3 separate regions of the Mus musculus genome follow, and all the other regions are linked to region 3. A link is a loop called in an ENCODE intact Hi-C map of the cell type or tissue named here. Cell type or tissue: left cerebral cortex. All regions are shown on one strand.

The links. Hi-C counts contacts between places; a loop is a spot of excess contacts. Peaks named below come from ENCODE experiments on the same cell type or tissue, not always from the same donor. Only the 100,000 strongest peaks of a DNase experiment are listed, where the experiment ranks them.
Region 1: a loop joins it to region 3, with 2.7 times the contacts of the local background. A loop is called at or near these places in 9 of 42 quality-filtered maps.
Region 2: it touches region 3 in a loop (2.8-fold over the local background); 3 of 42 quality-filtered maps call a loop at or near these places.

The regions. Positions count from the first base shown.
Region 1 is chr6:61,059,511-61,067,510 of GRCm38, reverse strand. No RefSeq gene overlaps it. Among named protein-coding and RNA genes, the nearest start is that of Ccser1, 120 kb to the left of the region's middle. In left cerebral cortex, a CTCF peak has its summit at 4,195 (motif pointing left); a DNase peak (open chromatin) is centred at 4,179.
Region 2 is chr6:60,982,078-60,990,077 of GRCm38, reverse strand. It overlaps Mmrn1 (multimerin 1), which reads right to left. Exons shown (of 8, transcript NM_027613.1): 7 at 2,852-3,004; 8 at 700-1,880. The coding sequence ends at 1,459. Among named protein-coding and RNA genes, the nearest start is that of Mmrn1, 42 kb to the right of the region's middle. In left cerebral cortex, a CTCF peak has its summit at 3,941 (motif pointing left); DNase peaks (open chromatin) are centred at 2,966 and 3,954.
Region 3 is chr6:61,176,114-61,184,113 of GRCm38, reverse strand. It overlaps Ccser1 (coiled-coil serine rich 1), which reads right to left and starts at 3,789. Exons shown (of 11, transcript NM_183310.2): 1 at 3,461-3,789. A730020E08Rik (RIKEN cDNA A730020E08 gene) reads left to right here and starts at 3,304. Exons shown (of 3, transcript NR_040287.1): 1 at 3,304-3,407; 2 at 4,053-4,130; 3 at 7,032-8,000. In left cerebral cortex, a CTCF peak has its summit at 3,682; DNase peaks (open chromatin) are centred at 3,026, 3,735 and 4,716; H3K4me3 peaks cover 2,096 bases; H3K27ac peaks cover 1,132 bases.

The DNA.
Region 1 (8,000 bases), 120 kb after region 3:
ATGTAGTGCTTGTGGTCATGAGGGGGCCAACTGCACTTTATTTGACACACAATTCTTTTAATAGTGACCAAAGCATCAGGGACATTATAATACTGACATCTTTCTTGCCCACAAAGCCCTTGGATTTCCTGTAAAGCAAGTACACATACATTCTCAGATAGCAGGCAACAGCATCATATTTACAAAACTAACAGATATTTAGTTATAACATAAAATATGTTGGTGTAGGGCCAGTGTGGAATGAAAACAACTACAAACCATTCACAGATTGAAGAGCATCGGAAAGTTTCTTTTGATAAAGAAACGCATTTGATAAAGGTGCTGGTGAGTTGGTCACCAGTGAACCTTTGTGTGTGGGTCTGGGATTTACTGTGAAGGCTTTGAAAGCACCAAGCCCCCAAGGCAAGGAAAGGCAGTGATCACAATTCCAATTATAACCCCCGACAATATAGGAGTGATTAAATGCGGCTCTCTGGGGGGGTGGGGAGTAGATTGACTCTGTTTCATAAATGGTGGGAGGGGGTGTTACATTTTCTGCAAATATGACATTAAATATATGGCTACAGTTGGGTTTGAAGTGGGAGACTGGCAAGTCGAGGACAGATAATTAACTCCTTCTCTGAGGTTTAAGCACTTACCCCATGCAGAGGTGGTTATACCGACTAAGCATCTAATTTGGTATTAGCACATTTTAGCTGCTGAATAGATGTGACCTCCTTTTTGTTTCCAACGTGCTAGCTGCCATCTAATTAGATTCTCAAAACACCTCCCATCACATCACCACGCCCAGCAATAACCTTCTGTCCACCTTAATATACACTTCCTATCTCTTAAATCACAGGCTTCCAGGATCCTGGGCCTGCCTAGTGTTTATGTCCAGGTGCCTCGTCTGTGGCTTTGTTGTTATTTTTTTTTTCCTCTGACTTCTGCCAGTTTTATTTTTTTTAACCATGAACCATATTCGTTTAAGAAAACAAAAGCACCTGCCTGTGTGCTCAGTACTTTCTCTTCCACATGTAGGCAGTGCGTATAGGAAGCCAACTAATGAGAGGCATTAGAGGCTGAAAGTTCAGAAGTTATTTGCATATTCATCACAAATTCGCTCTCATTTTTTTCCCACTTGGCCCTTGATTAGGAAGAAAAGTAACAAACTGATCTCATTTATGTATGGCATTTTTAATCACCTTATAATGCTATTGTATAGCCATTAATACAAAATCATCCCCACATCAGCTATTTGACAATGATGGCATATTACAGGCTGAGTCTGCATCAAGGCAGGATATAGGATGGAAATAAACACATATCCACATGATCTGCTCCTTCACCTTCATAGAAAGGCTGTCAGGGTAGTGTTGCACATGAAGGTTATCACCTTGGTTCCTGATATGAAAGTGAAAATGTGAACAGTAACAATCATAAAAACCATTTTAAAGGTTGAATAAGCACAGTATTTATCAGATTCAGTGATTAGTGCTTGTTAGTTCTTCATTTCAGAATGAATCACAGTGTGGAAAGCCCCATGAGGCCCAACCTTGGAAAACCTCAGTTTCCATTCACTTCCTCTATAGTTACTGAAGAAGGCAGTGGTTATGCATATAAAAATATGTGTATAAGATAAAGTCACATGGACCTAAGTATTCATGTGTATTTGTAACCATTCTGAAAGTGGTGACTGAAATATGGAGTTTAGGGTTTTTTTTTTTTGTTGCTGTCTGTAATTATTTTTAGAAGGCAGGTAAGTTGAAACTTAAAGAAATATGTCTGGCTTGTTTTGTTCTGCATATAAATTTAACTATGATATTAGATCCCAGTTTGAAAACTGCAGAAACAAAGGGCAAAGATAGGACAACCAGCTGTGGCATCTCAAAAGCATGTATGGAATAGTGGTGTGCCTGGTTTGTGTTTTAGGCATCCTCACAGGATGTGACCTATGTCCCTCCAGGGCCTCCTGTCTGTTCTGCAATTGGTATTTCCCTCTTGCACACTCTGTGCTTCTTATTCCAGCTCCAGAGTGTCAGAGATCTGATGTTTTAAAACTCCCAGTCTTTACTTCATGGGAAAGGAAAGATTTTTAAAAATTACACACACACACACACACACACACACACACACATATATATATAACTTTTAGAACAGTCTAGACTTTCAGACACTTGGTGCTGACAGTAGCTGATGCATTTAAGAATAAATAGCCTGGCAGAGGTTTATTCACTAACACAGAAGAAAATGCCGCTGGAATTCCCTGTAGAGTACTTTCTTGGGAAGGAAGAACACCTAGCTTTGTGTGGGAACAGCACTCTGTTTCTTTTGCCTGAAATCTTGTCCTTCCTCTTACTACCGTCACTCGTGACTATACTTTGTTTGAATCATTTAAAATAGATGAATCTAAATACTGGAATTTTTGTTTACACCGTTATTACTGTTCCTCATTATTTAACATTTAAATAACTTATTCTTAAAATTTTAAGTTTTCTGTGTGCTTTTTTTTCCCCTCCTAGCTTAGTAATGGACTGTCACTGTGGCTTTAATTGCACACATTCTAAAGTTCATGAAGATTATCCTCAATGGCTGCTAATCCTTTAGAACCTTCAAAGCTGATGGGGCACCAGAGCTCCCACTTGCGAGAGCTTTGCACTATGTTTGATGCAAGAAATGCTGGACAATGGTTTATAGAAAACATTTAAGACTGGTGCTGCTGGAGAAGAGCATCATCTGTCTGGAAACCTAGGACTTATTCTTTTGAACATGGCTTCTTCATTTGATAATCAACTAACTAATTTATGCTTGTGTGTATTTCGGGTCGGGGGCTGTGCATTTCAGAGGACAACTTTCTGGATTTGTGTCTTTCCTTTTACCCTGTGGGTCCTGAGGCTCGAACTAGGTCATTGGGCAGGAGCCTATATCAACCGAGCCAATTTCATCCCCACATGCTTTCATTTTGGAAACATAACCTTTCAATGTGTGCACACTCACCGTACTTGAATTATATTATTGCCTCATGTTTGCTGGTGAGTTTTTGTCAACTTAAAAACTAGAGTCACTGGGAAAAAAGAAATCCAACTAAGGAATTGTCTCCATCTGATTGGTCTGGGCATGACTCTGGGGCATTTTTTTCATTAGTGATTGATGTGAGATGGCTTAGCCTGCCTGTGAGTGGTGTTACTCCTGGGCAGGTGATCCTAGGTTGTGTAAGAATGAAAACTCAGAAAGCCATGAAGAGCAAGCTAATAAGCAGGGTTCCTACGTGGTGTCATCTTCAGTTCCTTTTCTCCAGGTTCCTGTGCACCCCTGCCCTGGCTTCCCTTGATGATAAAATGGGATATAGAAAAGCAAACCCAAGAACCATTTGTCTCCCCAAGTTGATTTTGGTGTTTATCACAGCAACAGGAAGCTAACTAAAACACTGGAGGATGCATGGAATGTTGAAATGACAGCTGCTCTTTGTAATGTGAAACTATTCTGTATCAATTCTCTGGAAGTAGCCAGAAGATGAAACGGGCTTGGATGTTCTTAAATCAATGATCAACAAGCTAGGTTTTAATAGCTTCACTGTAACTCGTTTTCCTTAACAATGTTTCCTCTGAATCTTTCAGTTGATTTCCAACCAACTTTGGAATCCTGTACATTAGTTAATATTAACTAAAAAGAGATTAATAGTTTAATTTTATAAACTAATAAACAAATACATGCCGGGTGGTGCACGCCTTTAATCCCAGCACTTGGGAGGTAGAGGCAGGTGGATTTCTGAGTTCGAGACCAGCTTGGTCAACAAAGTGAGTTCCAGGACAGCCAGGGCTACACAGAGAAACCCTGTCTTGAAAAAAAAAAAAAAAAGAAAAGAAAAAAAAAGAGAAAATAAACAAATACATTTTAGGTCACCATTTCTCTGCTACAGATCAAAAACTGAACTCCAAAATGAAATGACCAGAATAAAACAGAATAAAATGAAGGATACAATTCACAGCTAAATTTGTGGAGCAAAAATCTCTATTGAACTGGGTTTTTGGTCAGCACCAGCAGTAGAGTTGTCTTTTTAATTTAGATCTGAAAAATTCGAATGTGGTAGTGTTTCTATGTCAGTTGGACTTTGTTTATGTGAGGTGTGGGCTCCAGAGCAGCAAATTCTGTCTCCTTCTTTTCATCCCTATTCATAGATAAAAAGGAGCAGGAAGATGTGCCCTCTGCTGGCAAAGCAGAGATTGGTGACTGCTTTTCGAGACAATAGAAACAAAATTCTGTAGGTAGAATACAACCTCATATTCAAAGACATTTTACAGAACGTGTGAAACAGGCTTGCAGTAATTAATTAAATATCTTGAAAGGACCTCCTACGAGTGTAGCATTGTAAAGCTAAACAAGGTTACTAGAAAATAATAATGATATAGTTTGTTCTTTGTGTTCTTGTTTCAAATTATTGAAAAAAATAATGAAGCTTGAATACGTAGTTTGGTTCATTCTGGTAAGGTTCTGAGCTAGATTATTTTATGATATTCAAGCCTTGCAAGGTATTGACAGTAATTATATTGCATTTCTGAATATTAAGTACTAGAGAAGTTTAGCGTTTCTAGGATATTTAGAATGGTGGTATTTTATTCTGAACTGATAAAAATCTGATCTATATTTGTAACATCTTAGAAAATAAATTTTTGTACCCTGATGCATTTAGAGGAACAATAATTTTTTATTTTTAAAACTTTTAACATTTTTCTTCCATGTATACATGTATTATGGTTACACACAATCTTTTCATTGTCTCCTGCTAGCTCCCTTCATTTATTTTCAATTCCTTCTTTCTACCTAGCCTCTCAGGGGCTACACCACTGAAGAAAGTGACACTTCTGCCACAATGCTAACAATTAGTTAGCTCCTTATGAAGTGATAGGCCTGGTAGGCACTTTTACCTGTGGTGGAATGCCGAGGGTCTGATTTTGAGCAGATGTCTCCCGCTGCTCTATGTTTGTGATTGCAGTGGCTATTTTCTGTCTGGATGAACACATTTAAGAGCATTCTTCTCCATCCTCTGGCTCATACATTGTGCCTAGCCCCCCTCTCTGTAATGTTCTCTGGGGCTGGCAGAGTGGCAGTAAGCAATAGCCCATGCCTCTCTGCCCCAAGCTGAGAATCACACACTAGCCTTTGAGTATACAAACAAATATTTAGAAGGTAGTTTTAAAATATGTCCATGTGGAGAAGCAACAGTAGTATGTTCTGCCCCTTTGTGATGACTTCCCATTCATAGGGTTTTGACTAGATTCATAGTACCAGTTATGTATCACCCCTCATGGACTAATACTCCAATCCAATCACAAAGCAGTTGGTTACCCCCAACATAGCAATGCCACTATTAGATCAATATACTTAATTCTTTGGGAGATTGCTATTGTGTCAAAAATAGTCAACAGTTCAATTGATGGATATTCTCCCTAGAAGCCTACATAGTGACTTCTGGAACTCCTGTAACCAAAGAATGTGACATCTTCAACTACAAATTCCTATTATCTAGTACTGGTGAGCACCCCAGAGCAAAAGCAGTAGCCAGTATTCTCTAAGGGACTTCTGGGACCTGTCTGGATAACAATACATGGCAATGTATCCTACACCAGTCACTAGGAAAACAAAGATAGTTTTCTAATTAATAAGATAAAATAAAATGAAAGTACTCAAGAAAAATTGAAAGAAAATATCAACAAATATTCCCCAAACTGAAAACATTTTCTGAGATTGTGAATGACAAAGACAAAATTAATGTATGAGTGTCAGGTTTGAGAGTGTGAGGAATACTAGCATAGATTAGTGACCTGGGTGTGGTGTTGGTCATCTCCCTCTTAGTCAAGTGTACAAATGTATACATAGGGCAACATAGGGCACATTCTTCAGAACTATAAGGAGCCAAAGGCCAATGCAGTTGGAAAACGGTGTGTTATAAGAGGGTCAAAGCACAGCAGGGGTAAACTTGCTCAAGCTCTCTATGTCACATATGTGAAAAGTGTGGTCCAGGAAGAAGGAATCAGGCTCACATGTTTGAAGTAAATATTATTAAGTAACTAATTAAGCCAAGACAAAATGAAACTCAAAAAAATTAGTTGTGTTTTCTATTAGAAAGAAATAAAAGTATCTGATTAATTTGACAAAAGAAATGGCTTGAGGGTATAGTTTACAACAAGTTGGCCATGATATTGATATGAAAGTAGATATGAAAAATTTCTTAAGATATTAAAATTTTGAAAGATTTTCAGAAAATGGGAGAAAACATAGCTAAGCATATGTAGATGAATTCAAGGGCCAAGGGACATAGGCCATCAGCTGCCATTAGTTATAAATTTGACATGCTACTTAGCCAATACAACCCTTACTTTTAAATATGATTTCACTTATAATATTTGACTTACAACTTTTCTATTTTATGACTGTCTAAGAGCAGTACACATTCAATGATACTACATTTAAAGTTGGACTTTTTTCCAGCCTATATATGTATAATATACCATTATCTTAGCCTCGTGAGATCATCACTCTGCAGTTCCTAGATTATTAAAGTACAATGTTCCATAGGCTGGGTCTATTGGAAAAAGTTTTCATCACATGTAATCCTATTGTCAGTTAAGGAATATATTTGTACATGAAATAATCTGGCCATTTAGGCCAACTATTATTAACTTCAGATGAATTGTGTAGTTAGTGGTAGGTATACGTATGAAAAGTTGGATTCTTCAAAATGTGAAGGATGCTTACAATGACACATCGTTACCCTTCAAACTTATTTAACTTTGTGGATTTGATAGAGTACAATGTAACTGATGAGACAAAAAGAAGCATGATGTTTTGGATAAATGAAAGTAAGCAAGTGAAAAAAGAGAAGATGAAAAGTCTTGGCCCTGCTTCATCACTAGAACATTAAATGTTCTGAGCATTTCATCTGTGTGTAAAAAGGGGAAGATAGGAAAGTGTCACCCTGCACTGTGAAATGAACGGTAGCTCAGGGATAAAAGAAAACTAGGTCTGAGTATCCATATGACCCTTAACACAGAGGCAAAAATATTTTTCTCCATTGCTGTGTCTACAGTGTAGAATAAGGTATCTACTTGCTAAGCGTTCTTTCTACCCTTTTGCAAAGAAGTAAAAAAGGATCCCCTAATTTTAAAGTCATTTTCTTATGCTCATTTCACTTAATACATTTTCTCAATGGTATTAGACCGCAATCCGTGTTAATATGTAAATGCTACATGAAAATTTTCAGTGGAGAGGAGTGGAGTATACATTACAAAAATATAGTCAATTTGTTATGCTGCCTTTGTAAAGGATGACAGAATCTCAGCATATAACATGGAATTCATGATTTGCTACTTAGATAGTGTCTTGAACAGACATTCAGATCACTCTGAGTCCATGTTTGTACTTCCACAAAAAAAACCCCAGAATTATTAATTTATCCAAACTAGTACTGAAGAGATACATACTTATTTTAATTTATACAGGAAATAAAAATGCAATAAACAATATTTTCACAAAAAAAAGAAATGTGCTAGAACTGATAGGAGTAAAGTCACTAAAGCCATATGCCACATGGATACGTTGTCAGCAAGCTGTAGACATGTCTTCGTGAGGAAATACAGTCATAAATGTGGTACAGCTGAATCAAGTAAGGGTCCGTAGCAGAGCTTAGCTGTGATTAATGCAACAAATCCAGTCAGCCAGGCTATATACAGATCTGTGAAAACAAAGGAGATTCTAGGAGGCGATAGTTTTGGATTAGGTAACAAAGAGAATGAAATTTCAAATAAAACAATTTTCGCACTTTTTGCAACAATACTAGAAAGTTCAAAGGCCAAATCTGAACCAATGCATAAAAGCTAGTGACAGACCAAGGCCAACCTTGTCCTCATATGATTGTCAAGATTACAGGCTACTTGTGCCATTTATATCCGAACTTACAGTTTTGTAAGTTTCAGATAACACTGAAATGATGGAAGTAATGGCTATGAGGTGGGATTTCAAAC
Region 2 (8,000 bases), 190 kb after region 3:
CATATTTGATGTTTGCTACAGGACTGAACTGTTGCCAAAAGAAAAATAAATAAATAAATCAAGCTCACCACCAAAGAACTATTGCTTATTAAGAATGGTTGCAAAAAATTTATGCCTGTACATCTACTTCTGGACTCCATTGCTGAACATACTGGTTTTCTTGGATCCTAGATCAAAAAGTCATGGAAGACAGGGGAGATGGCCCAATAGTTAGAGTTTGATTGGCAAGAGTGAAGAATTGACTTTGCTTCTCAAAATCCACAGGATGTTGGTCAGGTGTGGCTGCCTGTTTGTAATTCCAGTAACTGAGGAACCCCAAAGCAAGTTGGCCAGACTGGCCATAACCTAGAGCTTGCGGTTTGATTGAGATGCCTGGCCTCATTCAAATAAGGTGGAAAAGTGATCAAGGGTGAATCCCAACATCAACCTTGCCCTCCATATGCATGCTTACACATGTGTAAAAACATGCATATATAGATCTGCACCAGAGAGAGAGAGAGAGAGAGAGAGAGAGAGAGAGAGAGAGAGAGAGAGAGAGAGAAAGAGAGAGAGAGAGAAAGAGAGAGAAAGAGAAAGAGAAAGAGAAAGAGAGAGAACATGATTTCTTTTCTTTCTTCTCTGTCTTTCTCTTCTCAGCAGCTGCCCAAATGTATAGTTGTAATATTTTGCTCAAGCTTTAAAGAAATGACACTTGAACTTCCCTCAGAGTCCATCTTTAAATCCCTTTATTATTAAGAGCAAGAATACACAAAAGGAAACCCAAATTTCCTCACAACAGTATAATAGAAGAATATGAATAGAAAAGTGTTGTACTTGTCTTCATGCACATGTTATCTAATGGAGGCAGAGAAGTAGCACACACAAAATTAGATGTAAAATGTCTAAATAGGCATTAGTTATGTCTCCATTTTCCAATCTTGCAAAGATAATATTTAAGCATACTTCATATTTATAATTTACTTTTCTTAGTTTTGAACACAAATGCAAATTTATTTTATAAAACTGATCAACTCAACAGTAAAGCAAATTTAGAAGTTAAAAAATGGGATTTTTTCTTTGAATTATTTATTTAAGTTTGTTATCTTAGGAAATTCTTTTCTAGAGTTATAAACACAGAATATAACAAAATTTAAGTTTCTTTGGGAAATCTGCTGTGACATTTTATTCTACACTGGAAAGACTCACAGGAAAGGAGCACAGGTAGGCATGCCCGCGGTGGCAGACACATGCTTGTGGGTAATGGTCACATTGGGTTTCTATGCCTCTGTGTCTCCTTAGGAGAAAGGACCCCCTCTGTACAGGACATCCAAATCATTTTGTGAAATAAACATTCAGGCTCTTCAATGACATATCTCATTTAGTGTAGAAATAGTACAACAGAGCTGATGTGCATGTAAGGATAAATGAAAAGGAGAGCATGCTGGAGTAGAGAGGTGAGAGTCTACCTCTCACACAAACTTAGGTGCGATATAACAAGTAACCACTGAACGTGGTCACAGGGGGATATTTGATTGGAATTGTTCCTTTTACAAGTCGCAACCACACTTCCTGTCCGTAATTTAATTCAAATAAGGCATCCCCAGTCAAAACTCTGTCACAGTGTATCTCATTGTCAGCATTTTCAGACTCAAATCTAAGTTTGTCTACTCCATCCACCACAAAAAAACCGGAGATATGAGCACTGAATGACTCAATGGTGTATTTGAAAATATACACTCCAAGGTATGGAATTCTGAACTTGCCAGTCCTTGGGTTATATGAGGCCCCATAGTTGACGCTTAGATCATTGAACAGGATAGGACCAGGTGCCGTCATTCCGTGAGTGTGAGATACGAAAAACGCCACCATCGGAGCATATCTGTAAGATCCTTTGGAAAAATCTGTTCAAGGAAAAATGTGACAGGAGTTATTTTTCAGGGTTTTTATCTTGTTTTTCTTCCTATAGCTCTCATTTTATCTCAGTCTCACAGACTTAGCAGAAACATAAAGCTCTCTATCAAACTGAGTGATGCCCCTGTATCTGGATGTCTGCCTCCACTGTAGGCTAAATGTGGAAACACCAAGTCTCCCGAAGCCTCAGTTTCTCCACTGAGATAAGGGTCTATTGTGACATCTGGCAACTGTCCTGTAGAAATGCCTGCAAGGTCATTCGCATGCTGCATCACACTGCCAAGAGATAAAGAAATTCAAAGTACTGAACAATTATTATGGGATGTGGAAACTCCCTGCAGGAACGGAAACCTCCAGGATGGGGAGACAAGGTTCCATGATAATTTCTAGTGGCTGAGAATGAAGTGAAATGAAGCCAAGTTCACCAAGGAGAAGCAGGCCAAGGTAAGTTTCTATGTAATAATGCCACATACACTTAGTCAAGATTTAAAATGCACTGAAATGTGCTCTCAGATACAGAAATCAGTAAGGTCTGATTTGAAATATCTCGTGGCCACTAAAATTAATGTTTTGAATTGATGTGTGTATTTTTTTGTTTAAAAACCAGGAACTGGAGTGCTACATTAAAACATGTTATTATTGTATGCATAGTGTGTGCACGCGTGCATGTGTGCATGTGTGTGTGTGTAGCTGTCCAATAGGACAGATTTTGGGAATTAATTTTCGCATTTCCCTGTGAGAGGTGTGCATCAAACTCAGGTGTCAGCTGCTATCCAGTAGCCTTTCCTGTTGAGTAGCCTCAGGGTCAGGATTGCTACACTTTCAAAGCAAATGTGCAATAACACCAATCGACAGAAGTGAAGAAACTATGAAAAACAAGCTAAGAAGGCTCAAATGATCTTTCACAGTATGTCCAGCATGTGTTCGCGCGTGACACTGAGAAGCACAAGGGGGTGAGTACCTGGTGCTACTGCATCATCTTCCTTGATCTTCACGGTGCAAGTGTCACCCATGAACGGGTGCCGGCAAGCGCAGATGAAGTTGGATCTCCCGCTGATGCATGTGCCACCATTCTGGCACGGGAAGCTGCTGCAGCTGGAATGTTCCTGTGCTACTGAAAAGGAATCACAGCAAAAAGAGACAATCTATTTTTGTCTCAAACCCGAGATGTGCAACAGGATAGTTGAAATGCTGAATTTGAAAGAAGGAAAAACGAGTCCTTAGATGGAAACCACTCACCAGTGTGGGCCTGGGACATGCACCACCTTATCTCTGACACCCATTAGGGAGGGTATTCATGCAAAACCCTCATATTTGACCCCACTGTGTGATGCAAGGATAATTTTGTGATCAAGTTTATGTGAGTATATTAAACTTCTGGTTAGCTTTGAAGCAGATATAACTATCGAAATACAGGACTAAGTATATTTTGACTAAATAAATAACAAGGGTAAGGCTTTTAATCATTAGAGAAGAAAGACCCTTTTTTATTTTCTTAAGATGTGATATTATTTAATAATTACAGTGTTTGTGTGCACATCTGCGTGAACTTATGTGCCCTGTGTGTGCAGATTCCTGCTCATGTCAGCAGAGGGATTTGGGTTTCCTGGAACGAGGGTTATGGCCGATTTCAGCTGCTTGGCATGGGCACTGGGGACAGAACCAGTGTTCTCTGTAGGAATAGTAAGTGCTCTAGCCCTCTGAACCATTCTTCCAGCTCTACCTTTTTAACACTAAAACAAAACACAACAATCTCTCACTTTTGATCACCTAAAAATAAAACCTTATTTTGAAAATTAAGATTTTAGAGTGACAAATTCAAACAAAACTTAGCCTACAAATTTAGTGATTTGTATTGGTAGAAAGCCTCTGATAATCACACACAAGAATATTTCTGAGGTTCCAGTTTGTATAGTAGACACAAAAATAGTTAATTTTGCTAGAATTCCAAGTTACAATGGCAGGTACAAACCTAGCATAAAAATATGACAATTTGTAAGAGAAATATGCTGGAAGAATCTTTCTTTCGCTTGCCACAGTTACTGTTATGGCACCACCTTGTGGCAGTAATGTAAATTTAAAATTCACTTATTTCAAACTGTGTAGATCACTTGAATTTTGGATCCCACATAGACTGTTCTGTCATCATATGTAATATCTGGACTCCACATATGAAGGAAACGACATTTGTGTGAGCCTGGCTTATTTCATTCACCTTGATAACATCTAATTCCATTTAATTTTCTGCATTATTATTATTATTTTACAGTGGAACAAACCTTCACTGGGTGTGTACATAAAATATTTTTCCTGGATGTATGTTCAGCTGTGTTATTAGGTGCATGTGGAAGTCAGAGGTTAGTGTAGGATATCTTCCTTGATCAATCTCCACCTGACTTTTTGACATGACCTTTTATTAAACCCGTGTCTCATTGATTTGACTATTTTGCCTGCCAATGAGCCCCACAATCTTTCCACCTCTAATGCAATTCTGGGGTTATAAACATAAGTTATGCCTGCCTATTTACATGGGTGCTGGGGATGATCTGAATTCTGGTTCTCAGATTTGTATGTCAGGTACTTATTTACTGACCTACATCCCTTGTGACAATGTGTGTGTGTGTGTGTGTGTGTGTACTTTAAAATTGTAATTTGTTTTGTTTAATAATTCATAGTTCTATGTATCTGTATATTCTCTGTTTCTAAATGTGTATTAGTAATTCATTCAAAATGTGGTCAAACTTCATGCCTGTATTAATGTTTTTTAAAGAGAATATATTAGTACATTCCTTGAAAAGTCTAAAATGATTTGAATTTTCTTGACATATTCCCTATAAACTACTTCTCTCATCTAGAAAAGTGTTTGAACAGCTTAGGTAATAAATTTCATATATTTATATATATTACATACACCATATTTGATAACATATATTAAACTGATCTGTATTTCTTGACTGCTTTCACCCCTTGAATCAGGCTTTCAAGCTTTACATTTGCAGTGAGCTCTCATTCTAGAACTTCGCCTACTTCTTGGTAGCTTGAAAACAACCTACAAGTCTTCATCGCTTGTTGAATTGTGAATTCCTGTCTGCAAAGCACTACTTCCATTGGTCTTCATCCTCTGACCTAGCACCATGACCAACTCCTGGGAGACTGCTCCGTAATGAGCTTCACTAGCAATGGTCCATTACACAATAGAGCTGCAGGATAATGAATTGTTTCTTTGGCTTGATCAGCTCTACAGTTCTTACTTTCCCAGATGAGGAAGTCAATCAGTCTCACTTACAGGTTAGGCCTGTAAGACATCAAACCTACTCCAGGGAGAAAAAGTCAAGGCTCTGTGATATGACACCTCTCTCTCCATTTCTACTCTTTCCAATCCCTTCTTCAAGGAAAAGACTTCTGCTTGCTATTCAGTGTCTAGTGTGCACACTCAGCTCTCCTTCTGCTTTCCTGTTACTTTCTGTGATGGAGTCTCACTTTGCTCTCGTCTCAGCATTACAGAGCATGTTGCCTGCCCTTCATTCCAATTGTTCTGTGGAGTCACTAATCTGCAGGAAGGGTCCAACTTTGTATAGTTGAGGAAATGAACTTTATCCTATTAGTGCACTAATCCAAACTTCTTGTAACCATACAGTTGCTTACTTGGACTTCAGCCCTGTGCCTCCTGTTCATGTACCAGGATGTCTCCTGGCTTCTGCAATTGTTTCCATGGTTTCTCTTTTATGTTGCCTTCTTTGCATATCAGTTGAAATTACATATAGGTTGCTACAACTAAGCTTTTATACATCCTATGACTCATATTATTCTCTATTTCTACAGTACTTTAAAATGGTTAGGTGATCAATAGGCAATTTTTTCTGGGTTAACATAAAAAATAAACTCTGATAAAACTATTTGTCACCTTTCCTCATCCCTGATGCTATAGCTACCTTCACTCTTACAATTATTGTCTGATGCTGTATGTGATCTCCCATTGAACTTATCACACTTGATTATAATTGTTCATGTGTCTTTACTTCCAACAGAATGTCACACTTTATGATATCAGGGCTCACAGTTTACTCCTTAAACACATCACTATGAATCCACACAGTAGGGGACATATGCAAAATGGCAAAACTTTGAAGGATGAATGAACAAGTTAATGAAAGTTTGAATTTGTGGTTAGTTCCTTATCCAAATTCTGTCTTCACAGTTTCACAAAGATCACACGGGTGTGATGGGGATCATTACAATTAGTTGAGCAGTTTTACCAACACAATATTCTGCTATCCTGTGCAGGTAGCATGGCTCATATTTCAATGCTAATTTCCCTATGTGGAACGTGACTAAAATTAATTTTCTGTTGTCTTCAGATAGCTTGGGAATCCCAATTTGTTCTGGCCTCTGCATTTTGATCTCTAGTATGTACTCCATGTATAATTTCTTCTTCATCCTGTTACTGTATTTCAAAAAGGTAAGTGCTAATTTTGAACCTATTATAGAGGTCCTTCCACTTCAGAGCACCTTGCCTTTATGAACACTTGCATTTTGTGACTGTAACTACCTGCTCCGTGGGTCAGGCGCATGAAGATGGACATTGACTTGAATATACAATCCATCTACTTAGCTTTTCTCAGCACTCAATCAGAACTTATTCAAAAGGAGTTTCATGACCAAACTTGCACTCTGTGTTTTTCTACTTTATCATTATTTGTATTTATTACATATGAAATAGATTGTGTAATTTATAAAACATGGTTTTATACACAATTTATTAATATTATTATTTTACTTTATGATTTTATTATTTACTCCATTTTAGCATCAATATATTACTTTTTTTCTTCATTTAAACCAACAGTTCTCAACCTGTGAAGTGTGACAACTTTGGGTTAAAACAACCCTTTCACAAAGGGCTCATATCAGATATTCTGCATATCAGATATTTATATTATAATTCATAACAGTAGTAAAATTAGAGTTATAAAGTAGCAATAAAATAATTTTATGGTTAGGGTGTCACCACAACATGAGAACTGTTTTAAAGGGACATGGCATTAGAAAGGTTGAGAACCACTGATGTAAATGATAACATTGCAAAGGGCTAGTAATTGTGATCCCTGCTCACAGCACAATGGAGTTTCAAGGGGATTAGTGAGGGGTATTGCCCTGCTGCCTCTGGACAGCTTCATAACGGACAGGTTTTGTGATCAATATTTTTATTTTTTTCAGCTCCAAATGCTCTGGAAAACAATACTCTTAAAAGAACCTCACCAGCATCTAAACCACTGTCCAGACAAATGTGAAACATGTGACACTAATAGTCTAAAATGTAGATGTTATTGCTGTTAAAACCTTCTATTGTGAAATATACACGTTTTAGTGTGTAGACAGTACAAAATTAGAACATTTTATAAATTGATTTAGAGAATGCAAGTTGATTCCTGAAGAGAAGCTGAGTAACATTTATCCAATTCTTTTGAAAGATGGACTGTGCCCCAACAATCTTACTTTTTAGGTCTTATTCACATGTTCATGAAGCAATATTTAAAACAGAGTAAAATTAAAAATGATCCAAAAGATAAAAATAAAATACGGTTGTGTGACTGTAGGTGTATTTTTTTCAGGCCATAGAGATGCCATATAGGAGCTGAAATATGAGATAAACTTGTTTTCTTTTGCAATCTAAGGTCAGACACTCACTGATGAGAAAAACTATGCAAATGAGTTTTAGTGCAACACTACACATTACCATCACACGATAAAAGACACATTATTTGTCTTTACTGTACCTACAGTCTGGGAAGTTGTTTTGCAATATTTTTCTTGAGATATGTTTGAATTCCGTTATTACACAAGCAAATCTTTAAAAAATAAAACAGTAAATAAATGGACAATAATTTTGTCTATGTAATCTCTTCTTTGTTGACAGTCCATTTACTGTAATTTTAAAACAGTGCTGATATTGCCCCTGTGCTATCAAGCTGTTCCTCAACACTAGGTTGCTGAATACTTTCCTCCATTCTAATTTCCTTTAGCGAGTCAGAAAATGGACCTGGATGTCAACATCTACTAAGCTTCCACTTCCTGACCCTCTCCTGGGACCCTTGGTTCCTGGTATTTGC
Region 3 (8,000 bases):
CACAGAAGCTGTCAGTCATATAGTAGCCAAGGATACATTATCAAAATGATACACCTGTGACATCCAATCCAAAACCACACTGCAAAGAGATCAGCTGACAGAGAGACGGGCTGATCTATGCCTGGCTGGGCTGGATATCACTCCACTCACGCATGATTATGAAGTCTGATTTAAGAGGCTTTTCCTTGGTGAGGGCATATCCATGCACTGTCAAAACATAGAGAGATGTGAAAATCTTTTAATTCAGCTAATCTGAAAGTAATTCCATTTGGTTATTGAAAGTCACATGTCGTGTTTGTATAATTTCTTTACTGTCACTATAATATACTTCTGTGCTGTCATCTTAAACAGGCAGGCTTCAAGTCAACTCTACTTTTATGCTTGTAAAATGAAAAAATGCATTTTTAACATTCATTGTTTCTATAAAAATTCTCACTCACTTCATATACAGCCATTACATATAGACTGTATCTTCGCAAAAGACTGTCAGGGTTTATTTTGTACCATAAAAATTACTGCACACACACAGACACACACACACACAAGTATAGAATACTGATAGGTCATGCTACTGTTAGTAATACAATTTCCTGCTAAGATATAGCCAAATGATCTTTGAAAGTGTTCCTACTATTCTGAAAACTTCCCCACAGGCTGAAAATCATTGCACTGTATTCATGGCAAGCCATGTAAAGGTGGCCAAAGTGTCATTTCGCTACATGTAAGAACTTGAGATAAAATCTAATCTATCCAACAAATCTACCAAATGAATATGAGTAAATAAATTATTTAGTGGATATGCATATACAGGATAATAAAATGTTATACATTCTATCAATGTTCATCAGCACTGTTGTCCTACACCTTATCTCTTCTTTAGGGAAGAGACCCAAGATGTTAAAGTAAGGAATTAGTTACCACCCTAACATAAAGAGGTGGTGTGCCACAGGCTTTCTGCTGTGCCTTAATGTGATGTGGAGACATGTAAACATCCAGCACCATTTCCCTACAAGTACTTCACTATTGTAGAAGTTAAAAAATAAACTACTTATTATAAAACATACAGATTTAGCCAGTCAAGGTGCAGAAATACTGACCACAAACTCCAAGAAGAGAAGTCATAAAACGTTTTACATCAGAACAGGCCCAACTGGCCCAATATTTAACGATATCTAAATCTATTGCAAAGCAAACTTATCTTCCATGTCATCGTTACTGTTCTCTACGCCAGATTTGCATCTTAGATCTTGTAGGTCTTGTTATCCACAACCTACTAATCTTACGAGCCCTTTAATAAAAGACAAAGTCTCACCTACCTACTGATGTTTTTCAGACAAAATATAGTACTAAATGTTACTGCCACTCTCTGAGCCCCTGGACTCCTCACTAGACCTGTAATCCCATGCTATCATGGGCTGTTAACTCTGTCTTTAAGTATTCACCTCAGATTCCTTCAAACTGCCCATGTGTTCCTGAAGAGTAGAGTATATAGAAAGAAGTCCCTGTGTGTCTCAAAACTGTCTAGACATCCCACTACTCAAGACAGGCCTTTACTATGAGTATTATGATGAACAATAAAGTATGATAGAAAAGCAAATTACTACTGTAAGGTCATAAATGTTTCATTTTCTACTTCTGGAATTTAATGTCAACTAACATAGTACTAGAAAAAACTTTAAAATAAGAAACAATAACCAATTCCAATGACATTAAGAATATTCCATAAATATGACTTCCAGTATCACAGTAATGGAACTATATCTATGTGGTGTGGTCAGAGTCCCACAAGACACTCCAGCATTGCAAATGCACATTGAACTAGCAGTAATTCATAGACAATAGATGGTGATAGATAGATAATATATACATGTATCTATATATGTTCATATATGCATATGTAATCAAACTCTTAACTCTATTCAAATGAACGAACTGGTAGGGAAAGCTCTTTAACCTGGGGCTTACCACACATACATTTTTTTTTAAATCAAAACAGTTCTGGTCAGTCTCTTTAATTAAATGAGGTGAAGACAAATCACTCTAATAATAGGTTGATGCTTTGTGTGTGTGTGTGTGTGTGTGTGTGTGTGTGTGAGTGAGTGAGAGAGAGAGAGAGAGAGAGAGAGAGAGAGAGAGACTACCAAAGGTGCAGTCATATGTAATATGGAATTTCAGTCTGATTTTTAAAACAAAAAAATTATATATGGCAGTCTCAAGGAGAATTCAGCTTAAAATTAATTGAAGCAATGTTCCACTGTCACAGTCCAGTCAGCAGTTATATAGAAACACAGTTTGCTTCTTCAAAGGACATAATAAATTTGCTAAGGTACTCTGGTAGACACTGACCCAACTTACATCTAAGCTTCAAATTATGACCCTGTAATTGGCACTTGTTTAAAGAAAGCACAAAGGGAAACCAAAACAAACTAATTATTCTATAGCCTAGATGAAGAGTACTCTAGGTTGTCCCCAGTAACTAGATTTAAAGAGTCGGTGTCGACATAAACTCACATAGCAACATTCTCCCAGGGGCTTTGAATAACATCTCTTCGTGTAAAATAGGTGAACATTCTTTGAACAGCCCTCATGGGAAGGGAAGAATGGAGGGTGTGTGTTTCATTTCAGAAGAAAAGTGCTCAACTGCAATGGTTTGACCAGTGAAAGCTGCTGAAAGCAAGCAGGTTTTCTGTCCTGTGGTCTTAGTGGGGACCTGAAGAGGTAGCAGGAACAGACAGCTAGGACTCTCAGAAATGGCAGAGCAGGGGTTCATGACCTCCAAGAAGCACTTCTACCTGTACACACCGGAGTCTACTTCAGACTTCCTTCTTTCGTTTTACAGAGCAGGTTCCAGAAGGGGGGAAAAAAAAAGCAGAATTGCAGAATTGCTTCCAGTTCCAAGCAGGAGGGGCTCAGCGTACACAGAAGGGAACCCCACAACTCTGCCATAAATAGCCTTTCTTCTCACTCGGGATACTAGCCCCTTTGCATCAGCAAGGCACAGCCTCCTCTCAGAAGCACCATTCACAAATCCCTCGGTCGCCCCTTCGCGCACGCTCCCTAGGCGCTGGCACCGTGTGCGCGAGTCCCTAAGATTCAAGCCCAAAGGTGAGGGGCCTGACAGCCACCTGCTGTCAGCGCGGGGTTCACTTTCCGGCCGGGTGACCCGGCGCGAGAACACACGCAGGAGCACCCCACGCCCGCATCCCGCGATCCCGGGGTGCGCCACAAAGCAATCCGTCCACTCTACGTGGCGGGCTCCGGAGGCAGGGGCGGTCGGCGTGGAGCTCCCGCCTGCCCCACCGCACCGCCCCCGCCCCCGCTCCGCAACCGGAGCTCGCGCCAACTCTGCGACCGAGACCCCCGGATTGCAGGAGCGGGCCACGCCGCGCAGTGCCCACGCCCGCCAGGCGAGTCCCCCCCAACCCCCCGCTGGGCCGACGGCCGAGCCGGGGAGAGTCACCTGGTCGCGCTCAGTCCAGGCCCCACGCGAGTCCTCTGCACCGCGTCGCTACCTTGGAGCTGCGGGCTGGTCCCGACGCGGCGTCCACTCCGGCTCGGCCGCTGTCTTCAGCACTCCTCCTGCCGCTCCCGCCTGCGCCACCGCGGCTGCTCCGCCAGAGCTTCGCAGTCAGTCATTCTGAGCGAGGATGGGAGCGGGCGGGGCGCGCGGCGGCCGCGGGTGGGCGGCGGTGTGCGCAGCGGGGCCGCGGGGCGGCTGCAGCGAGCGCCTCCCGGGCAGGCCGCGCTCCCGGCGGCAGGAGGCGGCGCCGCGGCCTCGGAGCGGGTGACAGTGTCGGGCCGGGCGGGGGCAGCCCGAGGGCGGCGTCGGCCAACCGCGTCGCTGGCTTCCGCGCACGCAGCCTGGCGCGGCGACACGCGCACACCCGCGGCCGAATCGGGGGAGGGAGCGGAGCCCGCCGAGCGCCAGATCCCCGCGCCCTGCGAGTCGCCAGGGCAGTAAGGGGCACGCGCGGTGGGACGCTGAAGAATGGGACAGCGCTGCGCCTGGGCTCTCTGTGACAGAGATATTGTCTTTCCCTTCCTGGAGATAGGAGTTATTGCAGTATTCTGTCTGGGTCTTTCCGTGTCATCCGCCCCACGATCGTCTTGACAACTCTGTAGCTAACAAGGTAACAAGGACCCGGCCTCCTTCCCTTTAAACAGGTCACGCCTCCCAGTAACCGTTTGTGGCAGTGATTGTAAGAATGGAAACCTTGGGATTGGCTGGGAGTGGACTCCTCTGCCTACTCTTGCGGTCCTCAGTAGCAACCCAGAGTCCGGAACCAGCTTGACACCATTAGACTGGTGACCTCTTGAAGAAAATGTATCTCTTCAGAGATGGAAATATTTCTGATGCTTGGTGCAGTTGTTTACCTAATTCATTTTCCTGTGATCCTGTCTCCCCTTGCACTGCATCATTTCCTTTAAGGTTGTACTGGGACCTGAACAATTTCCCATTCGTCCTCTTCTTCATCCCCATTCCTTCTATTTATGCCTTTAGCAGACAATACAACACATGGAAACCATTTAACTCTCGCAGAAACATTTAACCCATTCTGCTAGAATATAGGACCATTTCGAGGTACATAATATGTTCCTAAGGTCATACATTAGAGTTCTTACTGGCACATTTTAGAAGCTTCTTTCTCAAAGTTTAAGTTCTTCATGCCTGGTGTACTACTTTGTTTGGAAGCAGCCAGCATGCGTGCGAAAGTCTAACAGCCTACGCTCCAAGTACGTGTGCATATTTGTATGCATCTTCTGGTTAATCTGTCTGACTCCTGCGAAGTGGCTGTGGAGGTCGGATGTACAAGAAGTATACCTTTTGAATGAATATGATTATGATTGTTATATGTTCTTCTGTGAGAGTATCTCTGCTATATGTTTTATTATTATTATTTATTATTATATAACAAAGCAAGACACTCAGAAGGGGAGGTGTTTGCAAAGTTGATGCTGCATTTTTCTTCTTGTGTGGGTTATGGCAAGTGCATATTTAGCATTCGTCAACATGCACGTGTGAGGATTTGTGTTTCTTTGATGTCTGTGTTCATATGTGTGGCTGAAAATATGTGCATTTCATACCTCTCTGTGCGTACTCTCTGCCCACCTTGTTGAAACCTGATGCCTTCAGTTCTAGGTACTCAGGCTAGAGCACATAGAAGTTTCAAGGGATTCTCTGTGGTGAAAGGCCCAGGGTTATGTGTGTTATCACACCCATGGGGAGGGGGAGTGTCCTGGAGGTCCCCAGGTCAGTATAGGGTCAGTACAGGTCCTCACCCTTGCGCAACCAGCACCAGCCACTGAGCCATCTTCCCAGCCTCAAGCCTTTTAATTTACCTTTCTCCAGTAAATGTTGCCATACCCAACTCTCCCATGGCTCCTGCAATGAGTCTGTTAAGAGTTGTTCGGACATATCAAGACGCATAAAGAAAGGACACAGCCAGGATGTTCACACTGCTTCCTGTCCTTCCTCAGAGCTTTAGACAATTGTTAATAGGCTGACCTAAAACCCTCTCCAATGCCACGTCTCTTTTCTTTCACGGTGTAAGAGAGCCTTACAACCTGATCACTTTTAGGAATGGGCAAGGACTTTTAAAAAAAAAATCTGAAAATACTCGAAGCCATGGATGGAAAAGTTACGAAAGTTTGCACCACAGTCTTCAGTAGGAGAAATCTGTGGTTACTGCAAAAGGCAATTTTGAAAAGAAGTTATTTCTAAACATTTTCAGCTCATGAGTTACAAGCTGTAAAGAGACATTTTTAAAAGTTCTGTTCATTTTTTGAAGGACAGTGCTTGATGATGCTGGCTAGGTTCTGACCATTTAGTGGACTTGGTACTGTTTATTTCATTATGGTCAGTAGTCATTATTACTCTATAATACATACTTCAAAATTATAGGAGATATTCCAGGGCATTTTGGTAACCACAACTGACAGCAGTTTTCACACTCACAAATTGCATTCCTAATTGGTGAGAACCATGGCAATCTGTCAGTTGTTGTTTTCATTAAGACACAAAAGCTAACATTTCCTTATTTTATGAAATTTTCCCAAATAAAGATTTGAATTCATATGCACTGGACTAAAAAACAAATGGAATATGTGCCCGAAAACAGACTTCTGAAAAGTGGATTCATTTTCATTATTTTTTATTTTTCTTAAAAAAACAAAAAACAAAAAACCCCTCCATGCTAGAAGCCTCGTTTATGAATTCTAATGGACACTTGAGGAAGTTAGTAAATGAATTATTCTCTTTTAAGATTGCTTCATCTTTCAAGTGGAATTTCCCAGTTGCAGTGCGTTCAACGCGATAATTTTTGTTGTGATAGAAAAACAGAAAGTTAATGACTCCTTCCAGTTTGTTCCTTTTCATCTCTTATGTGCGTGCTGCTGTTAGGTTCCCAAGTGTATCTAACTGGCACGTTGAATGAAGATTTGGCATCGCAGCCTTTGATGAAAGCAGAAAAATTAGGTTGCCAGTTACATATGTGCTCCTTATGTGCACTGCATTCCCACCAGTAATGAGCCAAATTAGGCATTCCTAAGTAGCACCGCTAAAACCTAGAAGTGGGGTTCAGAAAAGATAATAGAGGTTTTTTTTTCTTTCTTTCCTACCCAGTTACTAGCTATAAAATAATTTAGAAACTGAATTAACTTTTCTATATTTACAAAACTATGTAGATAAAGAACTGGTGACATGGGTGAGTAGCCAAATGCTCTCTACCTGGCGTAAGAGTTTGAGTTTCATCCCCATCATCCCCATAAAAGCCAGGAACAGACAGCAATGCACACCTGTAATCCTGCTGCTGAAGAGGGAAAGACAAAAGGACCTTAGGGCTTGCTGGTCAGCCTGTCTAGGGAAATCTTTGAGCTGTGGTTCAGTAAGGGACCCTGTCTCAAAAAAAAAAAATGGTGAAAAGTGAATGAGGGAGACACCTAGTATTAACCTCTGGCCTCCACATGCACACAGACACATGCACACCCCAAAATTTAAAGAATTTTGCATCTCTTTCTTTAATCTTTCCTAGGTGTTGCTCTTTATGATGGCTGCTATCCCGTGAAAGCTGCCAATGGGTAACTGAGGAGAAGAGAAGCAATTCATGCCGAGCAGGACTGGATGAGAAATTGGATCAAGATTGACTCAGCTGCAATTCTGGGTCCAGAAAACACCAAATATGTAGTCTTGATGTGGAAGCACATTGATTGTGATAATCATCCAGATAATAAGGCACAGAAGACAAGAAAAATTATTTTTTTCCTAAGCATACTTGTGATAACTCTTGCTTAGTAATGTGTGTGTATATGTGAAAAGGCAGAGAAAAGGGAAGAGAGACAGGAAGAGAGAGGGGGAGGTAATTACCATGTTTGATTAATTTAGTTTATCTGATCACAATATTTTTTTTAATTTACCAAATTAGTGAGTTAATCTTTTAATGTTATCTATTTCCAAAAAACTGGGCTTTGAGTTTCCTATTGTATATGGTCCTAGCACCTACATAGTAATACATATTTCATTCAAACAGACAGTTGTTGACACACTGAAAAGCATCATCTAAATTATCCCTAAGAACAGTATCTTGATAAAATTTGAAAGTAACCTAAACATATGTATAGGTATAAATATAGCAATAGCAAGAATAAAACTGAAAAGAGAACATATTTGTACTACTTGAATATATAATAAGCAAACAACACTAATAAGAGTCTAAGCCACATTATACCAGTACTCTGGGAAGCTGGAAACTGGTTTTACCATCTGTCAGCTTCTATACTGGCAGCATCACAAATGAGACCTCTTTTGAACAAAACATCACAGCAGGAGCCACAGACATGTGAATTGTAATTAACACGTGAAAATGCATTTCATAGCTTTTGTCATTTATAGAAAACATATTGTGAATTTTTGATTTATAAAATTATATCAAATGTAAGCCATTTTAATTTTCCAAACTTATACACTATTTCATCAAAACTTTGGCCTTTACCAACAGTGAGTA